2 separate regions of the Homo sapiens genome follow, and region 2 is linked to region 1. The links are chromatin contacts, found by Hi-C in ENCODE. All regions are on one chromosome and are shown on one strand. Each heading gives the region's core, a stretch centred on a gene start or an enhancer-like site at or near the end of the contact. The rest is flanking DNA. Distances are from core to core; before and after follow the strand shown.

Region 1 (6,717 bases), core at 431-2,930:
TATAAAGGGAGAAAACACCCCTTCTGCTTGTGACAACTAGGGCATGAGGCTTGTTGTTCTTTGTTCAGTGGCAGACACAACGTAAAAGGATGGTTTCAATGGCAGCATGGTCCAATGTAGTGTAGGAATGCATCCAGAACCACAAATTGCTTAATGTTTCTGACCCAATACACGCTACTCGCTTTATCCATTCAGTCTGCTCTCAGAAAGCAAAATAGCCTCCACATATTCCCATATGCTTTCTGGATGGAGAGCAGCTGGAAGTAGTAGAGCCCACTGCTGTAGATGAGGTAGAGGGATAGTGGGGGAGAAATGTACCCCTACCGGTTGCCAGGAAATTGTGCAAGGAAAAAGCCTGAGGAAAGCAGGAGACTTACTGGATTGAACTCCTTATTTCTGCTTTCTGCGCTTTGGCCTGAAGAAGGCTATTTGTGTTAGATGGATAAGGGTAACACACAGAGCAGAGGGACCCCTTATCCCTTTCCCGATTTGGGACTCTGAAGACTTCCCTGTATCAGTCTGGAATACAGGAGACACGATAGGCATCTAGAAGTGCAGTGTGGGTATGCAAGAGAGAGGTAGAAGTTTAACCTCTCCAGGACACCTCAGTGCCTATGTGCTATTATTGGACCCAAGAGTTCTCACCATTCTCTGGAAGAAATGTAAAGGCAGCTGGGTTAAGGCCAGGGACCTTAAATGGCCTGGACTGCAAAGGGGCAAGGTGACCCTGCATCACAGGCTGTGTTGAAACAATAGCCATAGTATTTGAGGCAGGATGCAAAGGTAGGAGTTCTATGGGATATGAAACAGCTGAAGTGAGACAGTCAGTTAGAGAGGACTGTTGGGTCCTGAACACACAAGAGAAACCAGATGGCTAAACTTCAACAGTGCATGCCAGCAAGTAAGGAGAAGTCAGACTGACAGTAGCCAAGAAGGACGGAGAACTTTGAGACCAAGGACTCTGACAGTTTTCTCTATTAGGAGTTAATGGAGACCACAGTTCTCTAGACACTATAGAGGAGAGGAACTGGGGAGAGGTGGAAAAGAAGTCTTACAATTATTGAGTTGTACCAACTTACAACTGGATAGGGTTAAAATTATTTTCCCTGCTTTGGTCCCCCACTGGGGGCTGTTGGTGAAGACTTGATACATGATTGAAAAATAAAGGAGCTATACTTTCTGTATATATATATATGGCCTACAATACATGTTAAGTTGCACTTCACTATATATTTCGAATATCTCTATATTCAGTGCCTTCCATCCAAAAGAACTGTTCTGTGAAGTTGGGATCTAGTGTTTTATTTAATCATGCTTCCTAGTGACTAATCGTATTTATGACTCTGATTGGCCCAGTGTAGAAAAAATGATTTCAAGAATAGAGGATAAATGAAAGACAAACAAGGGATTAACTGGAATAATTTCTTATATTTGGAAGGTATTGTAATGAGTGGAAAGGTGGCATTTACAAAGGAAGGCAAAGCGAAGACACAAGGGAGAGACTGAAACGCACTCTGGAGGAAGGGGTCTTGAGTGAGACTTACGGTTCTGTAGAGTTTGAGTCACTGGCAGAAAGCAGGATAAGAAGTAGCACAAGACATAAATGAAGAAGTCTGTCTTTCCGCATTGTGAGGGATAAATCTCAGGGTTGTGTCCAACTCTCTGCCCTCAGCCTCGCCCTGGAGACCAGCTGAGTTTACCAGGCTTTATGTGGCCACTATGTACAAACAAGCCCCACCCCAAGGCCTCTGAATAGAGTTCAGAATTGAGCACAGATTCCCTAAAAGGGTCATTACTCTCAGTGGTTGCCTCATTTTTCTCAAGGCTAAATTCTGATAGGTACTGAGGCATGTCTGGAAGATAAAATTTGTATTCCATTTAGAATGAGCTTTGACAGCAAACCTCCTGATAAGGAACCTTCAACCTACCTTTCTCCATCTCTTTCAAAATCCTTACAAGCAGGTGACAAAGGATGCTGACAAAGAATGTCAGGGACATGTTACCATGATAGTAGCTCATGCATTGCAGATTCATTTCTGGGACTGAGTGAGTTATAACTATAGACTTTAGGGTTTTTGGGTTTTCTTTTTTAGCAGTTGATTGAGTACATGGTCCTGGAAGAAAGTGATATAAAATAAGGATTTCAAGAGTAGAGGATCAATGAAAGATAAAAGAGATAAAAGATCAAAGAGATTTTAGAAAGGAGTTATCAAAGATCACACTTGTCTATTTCACAGCATTGACCTGATCAGATTCTTAGTTGATCCTATCTGTCCTTGTTACTGTCTGAGCACTCTAACGTTTGAGTCCCTTAAACCATGTCATTGACTTTATCTGAGATTTTTTTTTTGAGCCATACTGTGTGCTAAGTGCTATTCTGGTGATGAAAATACAATATTGAACAGGATATTCAGTATCCATGCTCTCATAGAACTTGTAGTACAATGATGATCACATATAAACCACCAGCAGATTTAATGCCATCCTTAGACTGCAGACATTGGTGTCTGTTTACATACTGTATTGCTTGAAACTTTTTAAATCAACTTTCTTTCTCTTTCTCCATATTTCAGCCTAATCATCCCTTCTTTGGAGAGCAAATTCCTGGCCACACTGCTGAAAGTGGATTCCTTCCTATTAGTTTTTATTTCACATCTTTGTTTCTTTTGTCACATTATCATAGAATGAAATAATTTCTTTTAAATTATGAAATGTTATATATATATATACTCACAAATATAGAGAGCAAGATAAAAGACACTCGTACCTTACATGCACCCAACTTTAATAAAATTAAACACTTGCCAAGTTTGTTTAAGGTCATTTCTTCTTAAGAAATGAAAGATGGCAATGGTAGTGCTCTTTTAAAATTTGTCTAGAAGCTTTTCCAGTTTTTACCAGATCCACCAACCCAAAAAAAGAAATAAATCAAGACAAATATGGTTGGAGTTTCCTTTGTAATTCTCTCCAATCTCATTTCCCTTCCAATGTTGTGGGATTAGGAAGTTGATATGTATTCTTCAAGATGTGTTTATGTTTTTAATCCATATTTATGTAAATAATATATAGCATAATTTTGTGTTTTGTATTTTATATGTATAAGTGGTATGCACATATTGTAAAATATGTCATCACTATTATGGTTTTAAGACTTATTAGCATTGATAATGAGGATAAAATTTATTAATTTTAATGACCATCTATACGACATTCTATTGTATGAATGTGGCCGAACCTGTTACTCTATTCCCCTAGTGCTGAATTTTGGATTCTTCATAGTTTTCAACATTACAAATAATACTGCTACAAATACGGTATGTCTACTTAAGCATATTTGCAAGACTTTCTCTAGGGTATATAGCAGAGATTGGGTTATAGGCTATATATGTATGTACATCTTGAAATCTATCAGATTGGTAAATTGCTCTTCAGAGTATTACATGGATTTGAATACCCATCTGCAACAGTGGATATTTTCAGTTTATTATATATTTACCATCGTTTTACTCTGCTAGGCATTTTACTTTTTATCAATCTGATGAGTGAAGCAGTATCTTGCCTTAATTTTCATTATTAATGACTTTACACATCTTTTCATATGTTTATGGACCATTTGAATTCTACCATCAGTTTGATATCTCAACACAATATGTAAAGGGTCTATCAGGAACATCTCCTTGCCCCAGTTTCATGAGCCTTGGACTCTAGACGCTGCAATTTTATTTACTAAAGGCTTTAAAATGTGCTTCTAAATCTCTCAGCCAAATATTCTGGAGCTGTTAAATACCCTAAGGGGAAAGTGCCCTTAAACACAGAATTGCCCCTTTGGGTTGCTATGTTGCTTCTGAACTTTGGATTCATAATTCTTCACAGTCTTTGCTTTTCAATACCTCCAGTGAATATATATATAACCAACCATTCCTAATTTAAGTGGGAAGTTTGGTCTCAATTACCTTGTATACCATTACTGGAAAGGAAAGTCTTAAGTGTGTATTTTTATTTTATATAAAGAGTATTGGAAAAAGACCTTGCCTGTTTCTTATTCTTTTTAGTTATTGCTAGTTTTAAAACATCCTCCCATGTTTATATGTTTATATGTATGTATTTTATTAATTGCATTTTATTACAGTATAGCCCTCTTTGGTGATCATCCAAGAGGTTTAATGTTTCCACTCTCCTAATGATAAAAACAGGATTGTCTCTATTGTCCTGCCATGAGGAAATAATGCTTTGATAAATATCTTTTTACATATACCCTTTGAGACAGGTAAATCCTCTTGCAAGACGCATACACAGGAGTGAGATTGTTGTATGAGAGGCATGTACTTAAGTGACTAAATAGTGACAAATAACTCTCCAGAATGGTTGCATCACACCACAATTCTACCAGTAGTGCATGAGGATTTTCGTATCCCCATATTGCCACCAATACTCTAGCTTTTACATTTTTCTTCCAGTATTCCTTTAAATAAGCTTTCTGCTCATTTCCCTCTTTTCTCCTTCTAGGACTCCCATAATATGTGTATTTGCATGCTTGATGGTATTCCATAGGTCCCTTATACTTTCTTCACTCTTCTTTAATTTTTTTTCTTTTTTCACCTTTAATTAACTATTTACATGACCTGTCTTCAAGTTACTAATTCTTTCTTTTGTGTGACTGTGTTTGCTGTTGAAGCTCTCCATTAAAATATTCAGTTCTGTTCTTATATAATTTTTGTGTGTTTTTTCTTAATGGTTTCTATTTCTTTATTAAACTTCTCATTTTGTTCATACATTGTTTTTCTAATTTTATTTAGTTGTCTATCTGTGTTTTCTTGCATCTTACTGAGCATCTTTAAGATGATTATTTTGAATTTTGGGGGGAAATTTGTAGATCTCCATTTGGGGTGGAGATTAGTTACTGGAACTTCATTGGTTTCCTTTGGTGGTATTATGTTTGCCTGGTTCATCATTATCTGTGTAACTTTGCATTGGTTTCTATGCATCTGAAGGAGCAAACACCTTTTCCCATCTTTATAGACTGGTTTTACAGGTAAAGATCCTCAGGATCCTCCTGTTGGGTTCCCAGGATTGACAAGATTGCTTCCAGAATTGTGGTCAACTGGAGGTAGAGCCAGGTCACATGGTTTTGCTGGGTCAACAGTGAGGTCTGTGGTTGGCAGGCCTGTTAACTGGGGCTCTAGTAGGCTTAGATTCTGTCTGTTCCCTGGGTAAATTGGACTGCCTCCTAGACCTTGGTCAGTAGGTCTGGCACTGGGATGAGGGTCTACTTTAGAGTCCACAGATTGTAGGCTAGTTACGAGATATGTGGATGAATGTGGCTTCCTCTGGGTCCTTAGGAGGGCTCCTACTGGGTCACTGGGTAGGTTCCTAGGCAGACAGTGCTGGTCCAGATTGCAGCTGAGAGAAAAGAGAACCAAGTAACAGGGCTGCCTCAGGGCCTACAGCTGAGACCCAGGTCTTCAGGCCTGCCTCTGGGTTCATGAATGGGCATGTGTCCCACTGGGTCCCTGAGTGGGCAGGCCTGCTCTCAAATCACAGATGAGAGGGCCTGGAGCCAGTATACAGTGCTGTTTTAAGATCCACAGTGGGACCAAGTTCAGCCTACCAGGGCACTTGTGAGCATTTCTCCCATTAGGTCCCTGTGAGGGCAAGACTGCTCTTAGACTGCATCATAGAGGAGCTGGTACCAGATTTCAAGGCCATTTTAGGATTCACTGTATAAGAAAGAAAGTAGCCAATCATCTTTTCTAGTTTTTTTATGTTAGTTATTTTCTTTCATTAAATGTTATAACTAATATGTATAGTTGAGGCCATGGTAGAAACAGTAGTGACAAAAAACATAACTGTCTATGCAAGATAATAGGACAAATGTTTTCCAAATGAGGAAAAGAGTAGTTTTGTCTTAAAATATCTGATTTTTCCAGAATGTGAAATGGGACAGTGAAAGAGAAAATCTGAATGAATGTGCAATAAAGTTTGCAGGAAAGGAAATTATTTCCTTCATTTATAACATTGAATCTGAAAAAAAAAACCAGTAAATTTTTTCCATAGTTGGCTATTTTTTACAATTTTTAAATGGACACAAATTCCCATTACATAACATTTATTACATTACAGTGTACAATTCAGTGGCTGTTAGTATGCTCATGGTGTTATGTAATTATTACCACTATGAAATTATGGAACATTTCCATCACCCCCAAAAGAAACTACATACATGTTAGTAGTCACTTCCTATTTTCAACAAGTAGAAATACTAATTCGTGCATTCTCTGCAAACACTAATCTACTTTATATTTTTATGAATTTACCTATTTGGACATTTCATATTAATAGAATCATAATATATGTGGCCTATGTTGTGTGGCTTCTTTCACATAGCGTGATGTTTTCAAAGTTCTTCCATGTTGTAGCATATATATAGTACTTCATTCCTTTACATGAGTGAACGATATTGAACAATATTCCAATGTATGGACATACCACATTTTGTTTATCCATTCCTCAGTTGATAGACATTTGAGTTATTCTCATTTATTAGCTATTGTGAATAATTCTGCTATAAATATTTGTATACAAGTGTTTGCATGAGCATATGATTTCATTTTTTGGGGGAATATATACAGGAGTGAATCTGTGGGTCATATGGTAGCTCAGTGTTTAACTTTTTGCAGAACTGCCAGACTATTTTTCACAGTGGCTGAAACATTTTAA
Region 2 (6,346 bases), core at 2,285-4,784, 400 kb after region 1:
TGGATGTTATCACTCACATCTCTCTGGTTTTGTTGACTGCCTTAGACACAATCACCATGCTACAGAGTGACCATAGCCTCAACAGTTTAGCCAGAGTCCAATAGTGGTTTCACATTTTGCCCTCACCCCATCTGGCCTCCATACGCTCACTCTCCACGCAGATGCCTCCTACAATACCACAGGCGTGTTTTCATTTCGATGTGTTTGCACTTGTTGGTCACCTTCCTAGAAGGCTTCTCTCTCAGGGGCTTATGTCTTTGTCCCTCACTTCTGTCAGGTTTTGACTCAATGTCATCTTCTCAGGGAGGCCTTCCTTGATTATTCTGTTTGATATGCTACCCTCCCCGAAAGTTAAATCCTATATTCAAATCTTTCTCAATAACATTAACACCGTCTCATCTTTTATACTGACTTAGTTATTTGTTTATTTTATTGATGGTGTGCCTCCATTTTTTTAATTTTTATTTTTTATTATACTTTAAGTTCTAGGGTACATGGGCACAATGTGCAGGTTTGTTACATATGTATACATGTGCCATGTTGGTTTGTTGCACCCGTTAACTCGTCATTTACATTAGGTATTTCTCCTAGTGCTATCCCTTCTCCCTACCCCCACCCCACAACAGGCCCTGGTGTGTGATGTTCCCTGCCCTGTGTCCATGTGTTCTCATTGTTCAATTCCCACTATGAGTGAGAATATGCGGTGTTTGGCTTTCTGTCCTTGTGATAGTTTGCTCAGAATGATGGTTTCCAGCCTCATCCATGTCCCTACAAAGGACATGAAATCATCCTTTTTTATGGCTGCACAGTATTCCATGGTGTATATGTGCCACATTTTCTCAATCCAGTCTATCAATGATGGACATTTGGGTTGGTTCCAAGTCTTTGCTATTGTGAATGCTGCCGCAATAAACATACGTGTGCATGTGTCTTTATAGCAGCATGATTTATTATCCTTTGAGTATATACCCAGTAGTGGGATCACTGGGTCAAATGGTATTTCTAGCTCTAGATCCTTAAGGAATCGCCATACTGTCTTCCACAAGTGTGCCTCTATTTTACTATAAACTCTATGAAGGAAAATAATTTTCTCTATTTTGTTCACTGCTGTATTCACAGCATGCCTGGTGCAGAGTAGGAGCTTATTTTTTAATGAATGAATAAACTCTAGGGGCATTTTTGCAAACACCTTATCCACTTTTCTAACAGACCAAACCCTTGGCCATTTGGCCATAAGCAAGATCGGTTATCACTCACATCTCTCCTTCTGGTTTTGTTGACTGCCTTAGACACAATCACCGTGCTTGCTACAGAGTGACCACAGCCTCAGCAGTTTAGCCAGAGACCAATAGTGGTTTTACTGTCATTCAATATCAGACCAGTGTTCTATAGTCACATATTTTGCTCTGGCTTTATTCTACTCTTATTTTTTCTTCAGGTTTACTCTCAGAATGACATTTTATAGGATAATTATTACAATCCAAGTAGAAAAAATTTCTGCATCCATTGGTTTGGGATCATAGCAACATTTGGGAAGAGTCTCACTACCTCTATATTCATTTTCTGACAAAAGCCCACTTTCCACCTTTTGCTAGATATGAATAGAGGAAAAGAAAGACTTACTCTTTTCTTTAAAAAAAAATGTTACTCAACCAAATCCTCCCTATAGTTATTAGAACCCTCTGATTTCCTCTACTCTTATGTGAAAATTATACTGAAACTTAATTGACGGCTCTAAGACTTTCTTCTTGACTTAAAACTTTGAGAATTCAATAGTTTAAAACTTAAACAGTCTTAAAACAGCACAAGTCAAATGCTTGGCATGACATGGAATGAATATCAGATTGGTAAACAATTGTAATATTATCAATGATAGTAAATTCAGTTAGATATCAGAAAATAATAATGTGTCATAATAATTTCATGCTGATTTTCTGCCTCAGTTTCTAGTTTCTTCCCATCCATCCACAGGCCATGCTATCCATCATGTGTTACCTCACATTGGTGTTCCCCGCTTCTTTCACTCAGAATGCTAACTCTTCAGAGACACAGGAAAGTGCCAGTTTCAACAAATGGTAAGTAGGTTCGTTACTGATATGCTCGAGTATTTTTGTGGCTTGTCTCTTTCTAAGCTGTGATACTTTTCAAACTAGAAACTATCAGGTAGTAATGATATTCAAATCTTTGATCTTGAATATGATTTTTTTTCCAGAAAGTGTTCCCCTCTCTTGAGAGAGTGAAGTATGTTACTCATTAAGCCTACACTTTATATATATATATATAAAATATATAAAATATATGTATAAAAAGTATATATATATATATAAAATATATAAAATATATGTATAAAAAGTATATATATATATATATATATATATATTTTTTTTTTTTTTTTGAGATAGTCTTGCTGTGTCACCCAGGCTGGAGTACAGTGGCACAATTACAGCTCACTGCAGCCTTGATCTCTTGGGCTCAAGCAATCCTCTCACCTCAGCCTCCCGAGTAGCTAGGACCACAGGCACGTGCCCCACACTTGGCTATTTTTTTGTATTGTTTGTAGAGATGAGGTTTTGCCACATTGCCCAGGCTGGCCTTAAACTCCTGGACTCAAGCAAATCACCTTAGCCTACCAAAGTGTTGGGATTACAGGCATGAGCCACTGCAACTGGCCTACACGTTGTATTCTGAAAGGAATATTATGGATGAAAATGCACTGGGACTTAATCATAGTATTGATATTTTGTAGAGGAATTTGGAATAACGTAGGTTGTTATTACAGCAAGTTTGCAATGTGTCTTAAATATTCCTTAGTTCATACATGTAAAATATTTTTCCTTCCTTCCTTCCATCCTTCCTTCCTTCCTCCTTCTCTTTTTCTTTCTTTCCTTTCCTTTCTCTCTCTTTCTTTTTCTTTCTCTCCTTTCTTTCTTTCTTCTTTTCTTTCTCTTTCTTTCCTTTCTTTCTTTCTTTCTTCCTTTCTTTCTTTCTTTCTTTCTTTCTTTCTTTCTTTCTTTCTTTCTTTCTTTTCTTTCTTTCTTTCTTTCTTCCTTCTTTCCATCCCTGTAGAGCAGGGGTAACCAATAGGCAGTGTGCCCAGGGTAGCCTAAAGTGTTCAGAGTCTTTTAACCAAGGCTCAGTAAGACAAGTGATGTTTGCTTTTCATGCTAACTTGATTGAAAAAAATAAATGTATGAGGTTTAAATTTTTTTTCCCAAAGTTGTGATTATCTACAGGCAAGCCATGCAACACCCGTTAAACATTAATATAAAACTACTGCTCATCTTTAAAGCAATGATTTAAAGCCATAAATGTAACAGGAAGATCTAATTCTGGAAGACATACAAATGCCGAAAGGAAAATTAAAGCCACTTACCCCGAGGAAGAGATGAAGGTGAAGAACTTTCTGGGCCTGAGTCTGTGGGTAAGTTTAACTCAGCATATATTGCTTGTTGGTCCATGGCAGACAGAGGAAGGTGGCATTAAACTTGTGTGTAAGAACAAACTCTCAATTCTGTGAGGCAAAATCAGCAAAAGGAAGCTTTCTGCCTGCAGTACTTTGTTGTCTCTCTTTTGTCCCCACCCACATACACTTTTTGTTGGTGGTTATCTCCATAAATTACTGAGACAATCCACTGACTGCATGTTCATTATACCTAGCTATGTAATATCTACTTTCCTTAATTAACTGGCCTGTTGTTTGAGAAAATTCTGGGAGGCTCATTTGTTCTTGTTTTTCTAACCATCCCTTTTGTGTTCCTCTCTCAGGGCCAGGACCAGAGTGAAGCAAATGAGGCATAGCCTGGGGTTCCAATTTAAGGGGCCCCCAACAAAACTCACTAATTAACAGAAATAATATTTAGCACAATTTTGTAAAAGTAAAAATTAATGCAAAAAAGTCCATAATGCTATTCAAAGGCTCTAAAATCTTCCTGAAATATCTGTGCTCCAAAGAAAGTTGTGAAATGTGAAAAATGGAAACATAAATGTGAGAAAGCCCCCTGAATAACACAACAGAAAAAGCAATGTGCTAAAGATCAGTAGCCTACTGTTAGCTTAGCTCTAAAGGCACTCTTGGATATGATAGCATTTTCACATAAGTAAAAGTATTTGGAAACTGCCAGAATTGTAGGAAGTGGAGTATATGGAATTTTTTATCTCTTTGAAAGACTTTCTTTTTTTTTCAAGGTGATTATAGTATGTGTCTACTTTTTTTTTTTTACCTTTTTTTATTATTATTATACTTTAAGTTCACAATGTACAGGTTTGTTACATATGTATACATGTGCCATGTTGGTGTGCTGCACCCGTTAACTTGTCATTTACATTAGGTATATCTCCTAATGCTATCCCTCCCCCCTCCCCCCACCCCACGACAGGCCCCGGTGTGTGGTGTTCCCCTCCCTGTGTCCAAATATTCTCATTGTTCAATTCCAACCTATGAGTGAGAACATGCGGTGTTTGGTTTTCTGTCCTTGCAATAGTTTGCTCAGAATGATGGTTTCCAGCTTCATCCATGTCCCTACAAAGGACATGAACTCATCCTTTTTTATGGCTGCATACTATTCCATGGTGCATATGTGCCATATATTCTTAATCCAGTCTATCATTGATAGACATTTGGGATGGTTCACGAGTCTTTGCTATTGTGAATAGTGCCACAATAAACATATGTGTGCATGTGTCTTTATAGCAGCGTGATTTATAATCCTTTGGGTATATACCCAGTAATGAGATGGCTGGGTCAAATTCTAGTTCTAGTCCCTCGAGGAATCGCCACACTGTCTTCCACAATGGTTGAACTAGTTTAGAGTCCCACCAACAGTGTAAAAGTGTTCCTATTTCTCCACATCCTCTCCAGCACCTGTTTTTTCCTGACTTTTTAATGACTGTCATTCTAACTGGTGTGAGATGGTATCTCATTGTGGTTTAGATTTGCATTTCTCTGATGGCCAGTGATGATGAGCATTTTTTCATGTGTCTGTTGCCTGCATAAATGTTTTCTTTTGAGAAGTGTCTGTTCATATCCTTTGCCCATTTTTTGATGGGGTTGGTTGATTTTTTCTTGTAAATTTATGTAAGTTCTTTGTAGATTCTGGATATTAGCCGTTTGTCAGATGGGTAGATTGTAAAAATTTTCTCCCATTCTGTAGGTTGTCTGTTCACTCTGATGGTAGTTTCTTTTGCTGTGCAGAAGCTCTTTAATTTAGTTAGATCCCATTGGTCAATTTTGGCTTTTGTTGCCATTGTTATTGGTGTTTTAGTCATGAAGTCCTTCCCATGCCTGTTGCCTGAATGGTATTGCCTAGGTTTTCTTCTAGGGTTTTTATGGTTTTAGATCTAACATTTAAGTTTTTAATCCATCTTGAATTAATTTTTTATAAGGTGTAAGGAAGGGATCCAGTTTCAGCTTTCTATATATGGCTAGCCAGTTTTCCCAGCACCATTTATTAAATAGGGAATCCTTTCCCCATTTCTCGTTTTTGTCAGATTTGTCAAAGATCAGATGGTTGTAGATATGTGGTATTATTTCCGGGGGCTCTGTTCTGTTCCATTGGTCTATATCTCTGTTTTGGTACCAGTACCATGTTGTTTTGGTTGCTGTTGCCTTGGAGTATAGTTTGAAGTCAGGTAGCGTGATGCCTCCAGCTTTGTTCTTTTGACTTAGGTTTGTCTTGGCAATGTGGGACCTTTTTTGGTTCCATATGAACTTTAAAGTAGTTTTTTCCAATTCTGTGAAGAAAGTCATTGGTAGCTTGATGGGGATGGCATTGAATCTATAAATTACCTTGGGCAGTATGGCCATATTCACAATACTGATTCTTCCTATCCGTAAGCATAGAATGATCTTCCATTTATTTGTGTCCTCTTTTATTTCATTGAGCAGTGGTTTGTATTTCTCCTTGAAGAGGTCCTTCACCTCTTTCAAAGATTTTCAGGCATAGAACCTTAGAGCAAGACCTTAGGTGGATTGGGTTCCAAGATGGCCAAATAGGAACAGCTCCAGTCTATAGCTCCCAGCGTGAGCGACACAGAAGATTGGTGATTTCTGCATTTCCAACTGAGGTACTGGGTTCATCTCACTGGGGCTTGGCAGACAGTGGGGACAGCCCATGGTGCAGGGTGGGGCATTGCCTCACCAAGGAAGCGCAAGGGATTGGGGAATTCCCTTTCCTAGCCAAGGGAAGCTATGACAGACGGTACCTGGAAAATCAGGACACTCCCACCCTAATACTGCACTTTTCCAATGGTCTTAGCAAATGGCACACCAGGAGATTATATCCCATGCCTGGCTCGGAGGGTCCCATGCCCACAGAGCCTTGCTCACTGCTAGCACATCAGTCTGAGA

Evidence for each region. Hi-C counts contacts between places; a loop is a spot of excess contacts on that map.
Region 2: a map of Right ventricle myocardium superior shows a loop between it and region 1 (7-fold over the local background). The contact joins the promoter of KLRB1 here to the promoter of PZP in region 1. A Hi-C loop is called at or near these places in 1 of 168 maps with a recorded cell type or tissue (Right ventricle myocardium superior).

What each region holds. Positions count from the first base shown.
Region 1 is chr12:9,206,715-9,213,431 of GRCh38, forward strand. PZP (PZP alpha-2-macroglobulin like) reads right to left here and starts at 1,681. Exons shown (of 36, transcript NM_002864.3): 1 at 1,545-1,681. The coding sequence starts at 1,627. It also overlaps a transcript of KLRG1 not described here.
Region 2 is chr12:9,604,382-9,610,727 of GRCh38, forward strand. It overlaps KLRB1 (killer cell lectin like receptor B1), which reads right to left and starts at 3,535. Exons shown (of 6, transcript NM_002258.3): 1 at 3,374-3,535. The coding sequence starts at 3,458.